Linked DNA regions of Homo sapiens: region 1 is linked to region 2. The links are chromatin contacts, found by Hi-C in ENCODE. All regions are on one chromosome and are shown on one strand. The core of a region is the stretch at or near the end of the contact, and the rest is flanking DNA. Distances in the headings are between cores, read along the strand shown. Region 1 overlaps SLC22A3 (solute carrier family 22 member 3). Region 2 overlaps SLC22A1 (solute carrier family 22 member 1).

Region 1 (4,525 bases), core at 387-2,886, 240 kb after region 2:
TTGTATTTAACACTCCTTCAACATTCACAGAATCAGAAAATATCAGAACAAGAAAGCCCCAGCCTTCAAGATTGTTTGATTTGTGTTCCCTAATTTTATGTGTGAACAAAACTGAGGCTGTGAAGATTCTAGAATAATATGTTGAGCTCAAAAATATGGTAGTAGAATTAGAATATAGCTTTCTAATATTTGTATAAAAGTCAATGATATTTAGAAGTTTAAAAAAGATACACATTAAACTGGGAAAATACTAAATATTTAAATTCTGTAGGCTAGTTTTCATATTCTGGAAAGGTGGATTTTCATATGGCACTGGTGCTGGTGTTTCATCAGGTCAGCTGTCTATGTCATAAGAGGGTGTTCTTATTAGAAAATGTAGGCTTTGGCAAGCTTTAAAAGGTACACGTGTTACTGCATGTTCTGACGAGATTTTGAAAATCTTTGGCAACTGTGCTTTCCAAGTGGAGAAAAAGGGCTACCATAATGTTGAAAGACGGAAATTAAAATCTAATCAGATATGGTGGCCCTTATCCTCCACCTTAGAATTTCTTTTCGTGGAATGTCTGGTGGACAGTAATATATAGAGGCTCCTCGACTTAGGATGGGATCACATCCAGATACACCCATTGTTAAATTGAAAATATCATAAGTTGAAAAATGCATTTAATATACCTAATCTACCAGACATCATAGCTTAGCCCAGCCTACTTTAAATTGCTCAGAATGCTTACACTAGCCTGCAGTCGGGCAAAATTATCTAACACAAAGCCTATTTTGTAATAAAGGGTTAAATAGCTCATGTAATTTATTGGATATAGTATCAGTTGTTTCCCCTTGTGATCGCATCACTGACTGGGAGTTGTGGCTCACTGCCACTTCCCAGCATATATGACTAGCCTGGAAAAAGATCAAAATTAAAAAACAAAGTACATTTCTACTAAGTGCATATCACTTTCACACCATTATTAAGTCGAAAATCGCCAAGTTGAACCATCCTAAGTTGGGGACCGTCTGTAGATCAGGCAATCCTTGACATTTTATGGCGGCAGATTGCCAAAAGAGATTGGAGTCTAGAAGTCCTGGAAGCAGCCCCAACAATTACACAGAACTCAGCATCATGCCCTCACATCAAGGCAAGGAGGGAGAGTTGTCCCTATTTTTCCTTTCCTTGAAAGGGATAGTGAAACTCATTCTGAGGTTTTTAAAAAATGTACTTTTTAATGCTTTTCCTCTATCTGTTTTGCTCTCCCTTGATACCCTGTCTACATCATGATGGCTGTGGCACTGCTCCTGCTCCTTACATGGGGTCTTAGAATGCACAAAGCTGCCCAATATCACTTTCTCTGTATTTGAGGAAAATTTCTAGTAGCAAAAGAATATCCTCTGACACTCTTTTCAAAATGCCAACTAAATGTGATAGAACTACTTTTTGCAACAGTGAAGTCCCAAAGTCTCTTTCTTCCTGATGGGTTAATTTAGTACCTTCCTTTTTCCAAATCAAAGAACCATAAAAGTCAGTGAAAATCTGCATTATTATTATCCTGTGTGTTTAGTTTTGCTTTTTAGTACTTACCATTATTAAACACTTGGCCCATTTTTGGCTAATTGTTGTGTAATTCCAAATACAAACCAGTCACCATGGATTATTGCAGTTAGAGTCATCAGAAAGCAAGGAGCTATGACTCATGCTCTGTTCTTGCCATGTTTTTCTGATTTGTATTTCATTTCTTACCTGTGCTCACAAGTCACATGAAGATCAATACATCTGAAATATATATGCTGACTATGTCACCAGATTTTATTTCTCCCATCATTGAATCTGGACAGGCTTCTTTCAAAAGTGTTGAGTCATTTTTATGTCTTTATCACACTCTTCTAAAGTCCTTAAAACTCCTAATTATTTCAGAGGATTATTGTCATATAAGGTATACAAAATCAATTATATGAAGAAGTTGTAATCACTATAATTAAACTGAGGCTTATCTAGACAGATCCTGTGTCATATTTTTCACATAATGAGGCTAAAAACTTTGTGGAGAAAATAATGGATATTTATAGAATATACTCAAGTGTATTTATTTTAGAAGGTCTGTTAGACATTTCACAAAAGAATCTGTAATCTACAGAAATTACCAAATTATGTTACATAATATTTTAAAAACTTGTTTTAGAATAAGTTGGAATGTGAGGTTTATAAAACAACTGGAATAATAAACTGAAATTATAATTTAATTTTTATACCCAGTGCATTTATTTTTCTTCCTATGACTTGACTATAGTTTAAAATTCTTATAGGTTTAGTATCCCTTTTTTGAAAACAGGTTTTCAATGTGTTTCTGTAACAATAATGAAAAGTAAAGGCATGTAATCTCTTTTCCAAAATAAAAGATTGGTTTGAGAATTATGATCATATATACAATGTACTAAATGCAACCTTTTATGATGATGATATAAAAGATTCACAGACTCACAAATCATATGCCACTCAACTAAAATACTAAGAGAACATAACTTTATCTTTATAAAACATATACATAGGCATAAATACATAGACAAAGGTCTAGAAAAATATGCATATCAGTGTGGAAATGCAAGTGATGATAATGATTTCTGTTGTTTTCTTCTAATTTCTATAGAGTCACTATGCTATTTAAATTTTCAAAAAATTAAGTTATGTGCAATAATCTTTTTAAAATTATTTGTTTTTTAATCAGCTTTTTAATCTGATGACATAGAATGATAACGTAGTAAATCATAGTTTCTGAACCAAAAAACAGGGACACATAGACTGAGAAGTGCCAAGTTCATTTTAGAGATTAAAAATACAACGGCATTGGGACTTTTCTAGAAAATTCAAGATATGTGGTCACAATTGAGGTGTTCAGCTTCTAGAGCGAACTGAACCAGATATCTGCTAAGGCTCTGATAGAGAACAGCTGGAAGCTCAGAAAGGTAAACATAATTCAAATATTGGTGAATATGCCAGTGCAGCCGAGAAGGTGACAGGATTTGAAAAATGTGCCAGGACACAATGAGAAAGGCCTTGGAATAAATACAAAAAGCCCAAACTTTATTCTGTAAAAGTGGGGAGCTACTGAAGGTTTTAATCAAAGCAGGGATAATCTCATTTCCAAGGCAAAAAAACAAAAAGAGGCATTCCTTCCTAATACCACATGTAGGAGCTGTTCTTATTCTATGGTGGATTATTACTTTAGTAGTATCTTATAAAGACAGTGCCTGAAGGTCTTTTATCTGTACATTGATGTAACACTTTTCAAAAGCATATCAGCAGACACATTTTTGGAAGCATGCATTCTGAAACTTGAACTTCAAATAGGAGTTATGGCTGATATCATGGAGTAAGGTAAAACAGAAGCTGACTCCTCTCCAGTATTCAAGGCTGACTGTTGTCTCTGGAACTGAGAATACTGGGAAAAGTGTGAGTTGGACACTGTGCACAACTCTAATTAACACTGTTCTAAAGGGAAAGTATATGAATATATTGTTTAAACACTAATAGTTAAAAGTTATACTACAATATCTTCAAGGTTTAACACATAAATTGAGACACACACTTAATTAGGCCTAAGAAAGAAGTGGAATGTAAACTCGTTGATTTTATTTTCATAAATGATTTATTTTACAACTATGAAGAGGAATAATAGAGGCCTTTTATTAGCAAAGAGATTATTATGATGTCTATTTTCAGCCATGATTTTTCTACCAATGGAAAGTGGAACTGAAAACCTACTTAGGGTGATGTGTTGGGGTTGGGATCAAAGAGACTACTATAACTGTCCTACCTCTGAGATTCCAGCATCACATGTGGTGACAATAACACTTCATTTAGTTATATTTCTAGTGAGTCCAGTGGAATGGAGAAAATTTTTTAAGTTAAAAATTCTAAAGGACATATGTATAATGGTAGGAATTATTTAGTCTTCTTAATAAAATAAATCATTTATTTTAGAATTATTTTGTAGTCTGAAAGCACATTTCCTATAATTTTTAAATGTGAAAGCAGGCAATATTATCTTGTAGGTATTGTATTATATTACAAGAGCCAAAGCATGCTGATTCCCAATTTCATCCAGTATGACTTGTCTTAGAAAAAGAAATAAAAATGCAGATCCATTTATTCACTTATTAACTGAGTACATTTCCTGAATCCATGTGCACGTTGGGTGATAGGAAGCTGAGGCCCTGCTGGCTAAAGATGTAAGAGAACAGAGCCTAAAACTGGCACACCAGCTGGAAATTAGGAGGGCAAGTTTCCCTAGAAATGGGAGAACCACAGATAGGATGAACCCCAAAATCTGAATATAAACTCTTTCCAAATACTTGGCTGACCACCAACTTATGCAAACATAAGGGAGACTTCAGTAGGCCAGCCTGAAACAAAGCAACTGCAGAAGCTGAAAAATTTAGGGATTTGTCAGTTGCTGCATATCACAGGAGAGCAGAGCTTGTAGTTTGAGTCCAGGTCAGCTAACTTCTTACCAGAACAATAAGCCAATGATCACCA
Region 2 (4,732 bases), core at 2,194-4,693:
TCCCCTCGGTGGCTGTTATCACAAAAAAGAAACACTGAAGCAATAAAGATAATGGACCACATCGCTCAAAAGAATGGGAAGTTGCCTCCTGCTGATTTAAAGGTGAAATCTAGGAAGGGGTATCTCACATCACTGAATCTGGGGCTGGGTTCTGGTGCAGATTCGTCTGGGGCTGCCAGGGGAAAGAGCAGAACTGTGCCCCTTGTCATGGGTGTGAAGCACGGTGGTGGCAAGGCTCACCTCCCCAGGGGCTCCCAGGTGGCTCTGCTCATGACAGCGTGAGTGTGGCTGATGCTCTCCCTCCCTCCTAGATGCTTTCCCTCGAAGAGGATGTCACCGAAAAGCTGAGCCCTTCATTTGCAGACCTGTTCCGCACGCCGCGCCTGAGGAAGCGCACCTTCATCCTGATGTACCTGTGGTGAGGGGCGTTCCTGTGCGTCTCTCCAGGCAGAATCAGCACGCTCGCCCAAGCACTGGGCTATAGATTAGAGACAGTGGAATACTCAGGTGGAAAAAGAGAAAGGGAAAAAGAATTGTAATATAGTTGTGAGTGGTCAAAGAGCTCTTTTTGTTTCTCCCTTGGGGATTGAATAATAAGGAAAAGGCTTCATTTTAGTGAGGAGCATTTGTTACCTTTGGGAGATCACCAGTGGGATGAGAGAAATAGGATAAAGGGTTATCGGGGCTGCCTCCGTTCCACATGGTCTCATCTTCTGGGAATAGCCAAGTCTTGACTCGGCGTCAGAAGGTGGATGAGAGCTCCTGGAGCGTTCGAGGAGGAAGTTCCATTCCTCATATCTAAACACCCTAGAGACCCTACCTGAGCATCTCTGTGCATTTGTTACCTATTGACTAGAGAACGCACACCCACATGGACCCACGCACACACGCTTTGCACATTCCAGGGGTCTGCATGCTCCCCCAGCTGCTGTCACGAGCAGGAATCCCCTGCCCTGCTCCCTAGGAGGATGCTGGCTCACCTCCTCCGCACAAGGGCTTTCCCCTCAGCATACAGTGAGGGCCCCCCAACTGCACTCTGGGCCTGGCCCCTTCAGCGGGAGCAGCTCCGCTACCCAGGCACACTTGTTTGCTCTTCTATGTGAGGTTTTATTGGAACAAAGAGTTTGTAGTAAGTCAGTGCCTGGCATATTGCAGACCCTAAATCAATATTTGCTGAAAGTTGAATGAGTAAACACTGTGCCCCAGAATCTGTCCAGGTTCAGTGTGTCCTGTCCTGCCTCAACCTTCACCCTCCCTGTCTCCGAGTTTGCCGCTGGGGTCCTGCACCCAGCCACATGCTGGGCCCGTGAACCTTTGCAAATAGCCCCATGTACCTGGTGGGTTTCCATGGATACTCAGTGTTGAACTCAGCATGGAGGCTGGGACTGGCCGCTGCAGTGGAAGTAACTGCCCGCTCTGCTACGCTGTTCAGCTCCCCTCCCCAGCTCCGAGACTCCCCACAAGGCAGTGTTCTTGACTCTTCTGTTCTGTTACCCCCACATCCAGTCCTCTGGCAAGTTCCATCAACTGGCTTGGAAATGCCTTCAGAACCTGCTGCCTCCCATCTTGGGCACCCTGGGTTCCCTTGCTGGGGTTGTAGTAGCCCTGTCCTTGGCACTAATTCTTTGTATAAATGTCAGCTGTCTCATGGACAGTTCTGCAGCATCTCTTACCTGCATTACTGTAGGCACCTTCTGGGTGGCCTGCTGGCTTTACCCATGCCCCTCGGTGCTCCACAAAGCAGGCAAAGGCATCCCTTAGAGCTCAACAGACCTTGTCTCTCCCTGTTTACCCTCTGCTGGCTTCCTAATCACTGAGAATAAAGCCAGATCCTTTTCTGTGGCCCACAAGGCCTCACGCCTTTGGCCCCTGAACGCCCTTTTCTACTGTCCTGCTGGTTGTCATGACTGAGACTCGAAAGGTCTGTCCACCATGTCCTGGCTGTGTGACCTTCCAAAGGGCCTTAATCTCTCCGTGACTCAATTTCCCCCTCAGTAATGGGAGAAGTGATAGTACCTATCTCACAGATGTGTTGGGAGGATTAAGGAGATTATATGTGTAAATGACATAGAAGAGGGTACAGCATCCATGCAGGAAATGTTCAATGTCAATGTGGTTTTTTTTGTTATTTTAATACACACATGCAATTCATGAGCTCTGCCCACAGGTGGCAGCCCGGCACATTTGTTAACTGGCTTGTTGACAGGAAAATCAAGGTTACACGTTCCTTTCTCTTAAACCAGTTTCTTTATCAGTAATATGACTGCTGTCTTTAACTGGCTAAATGGTACAGAGGCACTCAGGCTAACCTCAACTCCTTGAGTTGCAGGCAAGCACCTTGTTTCTTGTTCTCTTGACCCTTTGTCCAATCAGGAATAATTTAGGACTAGAAACAAAAGCATCCCAATGCTTCTTTAGGCGAAATTTTATCAAAGAAGGATACATTCCTTAGCAACATGCATTTTCATCTCAGTTTTGGAGCTGATAGGCAATCTGCATGCTGGGATGAGACAGTAATTTCTTATTGACCCAAATCTGTTCTCACAATGTAAATATGACTGTAAAAGCTTTCTAGCTTCCAAATGATATTTTCCCCCCGAAGTGACACATGAGGCACCCTACATTTTGGCTCAGGTGAGAGTGATTTAGCTAGGCCTCGGGTCTGTGTGCCATATGCTGTAATGTTGCTACATTTTCTCAAATATGGACGGAGGGGGTGTGCAGTGAATGGAAGAGCGTAGGTGAATCAATAGCGCCCACTAAGGACAGCACAGTAAAGGGCCGGGAATGCCATGGTGCGGTTGGAAAGACCTGGCCCATGCCTCTGTCTGTTGTGCCCTGAGTCTTCTGAGTGCCCTGAGTGCATACTGTGTGCTGGGAACTATAATTGGCACTTTTGTACGCTAATTCAGTGAGTACTCAAGACAAACAGATGTGGGAGGTACTATTACAATCCCATTTACAGACGAGGGAACTGAGGCCCAGAGAGGTTAGTTAACTTCCTCAAGGTGACACAGCTCATAAAGCAATCCGACACCTGGCCCCTTACTTCCTGGTCTCTCCTGCCCACCTCCTCGTAGGCCTGTTGGGGTGTCAGATGAGGTACGCACGTGCAGGGCTTGGTGCAGAACCAGACATTTAAATCTGCAGTGAACAGTAGCCATCCTCACGTGCAGTCTCCAGGAGACTTGGAGGCATATCCTACAAGTCAGACTCTCACATCTATCATGAAAAAAATGTATCATTGGGGCCCTTCTAGGACACTCTTTCTCATTTTTACTCCCCTCTTCTCATATTGCTCTAGGGCATTCTAAACCCAGTGATTCATGCTCTTTCTCCATCTGCGAGGGGCTTTTTTTTTTTTTTTTTTTCTTCAGTCTCTGACTCATGCCTTTGACTTGAAACCTCCTCTTGGCTCAGGTTCACGGACTCTGTGCTCTATCAGGGGCTCATCCTGCACATGGGCGCCACCAGCGGGAACCTCTACCTGGATTTCCTTTACTCCGCTCTGGTCGAAATCCCGGGGGCCTTCATAGCCCTCATCACCATTGACCGCGTGGGCCGCATCTACCCCATGGCCATGTCAAATTTGTTGGCGGGGGCAGCCTGCCTCGTCATGATTTTTATCTCACCTGGTAAGTTGGTAAGTTGTCTGCTTTCATCATTTCCCAGGCAATCGAAGTGTGGGGAAAGTGTTGTGACTCTTTGATAAGCCTCTGGAATGAGAACAAAGATGAGGTGCTACCTTTGTCTACAAAGTTTTTTTAGATTTTAAATTGAGGGGCCGTGCACAGTGGCTCATGCCTGTAATCACAGTACTTTGAGAAGCCAAGGCAGGTGGATCACCTGAGGTCAGGAGTTCAAGACCAGCCTGGCCAACATGGTGAAACCCCATCTCTACTAAAAATACAAAATTAGCCGGGCTTGGTGGCGGGCGCCTGTAATCCCAGCTACTTGGGAGGCTGCTTGAACCCAGGAGGCGGAGGTTGCAGTGAGCCGAGATCGCACACTCCAGCTTGGGAGACAGAGTACAACTCCATCTCCCAAAAAACAAACAAACAAACAAACAAAAAAACCCCCAAAAACAGCAAAAAAAAAAAAAATTAAATTGAGTTTTAACATACATACAATCAGCAAACTATAAGTGCATGACTCCATGAGTTTTTAAAAATGTGTACACCCGGGCAGCATGATCCACGTAAAGATGGGGAACCTTTCCAACTTCTCCAAAGCCTCCCTCAGGCTCCTTCACAACAACCCCTGCCACCCCTCCAAGGTCACCACTACTCTGCCCTTTGTCAGCACAGATTGTGCCTGTTCTTGAGCTTCATATAGATGGCACCATACCAAATATACTGTTTTTGTTATTGTTGTTGTGTTTTGAGACAGAATCTTGCTCTGTTATTCAGGCTGGAGTTCAGTGGTGCAATCACAGCTCACTGCAACCTTGAACTCTTGGGCTCAAGGGATCCTCCCGCCTCAGCCTCCTCAGTAGCTGGGACTACAGGCGTGAGCCACTATGCCCGGTTAATGTTTTTATTTTTTGTAGAGATGGGGTCTTACTATGTTGCCCAAGCTGGTCTCAAACTCCTGGGCTCAAGCAATCCTCCCACCTCAGCCTTTCAAAGTGTTGGGATTATAGGCATGAGCCATTCATCATTGCACCTATGAGACCCACCCATGTTGTCACATGAGAGTGTAGTTGGTACTTCAAACAAAATTATTGTGTAGG

What was found. A loop is a pair of places that touch in the nucleus more often than their neighbours do. Pooled maps may share reads with other maps.
Region 1: a map of mammary epithelial cell shows a loop between it and region 2 (17-fold over the local background). The contact joins two enhancer-like sites. A Hi-C loop is called at or near these places in 3 of 168 maps with a recorded cell type or tissue (lower leg skin, mammary epithelial cell and sigmoid colon) and 5 of 50 pooled maps.

What each region holds. Positions count from the first base shown.
Region 1 is chr6:160,378,020-160,382,544 of GRCh38, forward strand. All of the region lies in intron 1 of SLC22A3 (solute carrier family 22 member 3), which reads left to right. All of the region lies in intron 2 of LOC124901453 (a long non-coding RNA gene), which reads right to left. Among named protein-coding and RNA genes, the nearest start is that of SLC22A3, 32 kb to the left of the region's middle. Within about 2 kb of position 1,637, at least 2 of the 41 ENCODE cell types and tissues checked have a DNase peak (open chromatin) inside an H3K27ac peak, as active enhancers do.
Region 2 is chr6:160,136,233-160,140,964 of GRCh38, forward strand. It overlaps SLC22A1 (solute carrier family 22 member 1), which reads left to right. Exons shown (of 11, transcript NM_003057.3): 5 at 1-102; 6 at 312-418; 7 at 3,421-3,635. Among named protein-coding and RNA genes, the nearest start is that of SLC22A1, 17 kb to the left of the region's middle. Within about 2 kb of position 3,444, at least 7 of the 41 ENCODE cell types and tissues checked have a DNase peak (open chromatin) inside an H3K27ac peak, as active enhancers do.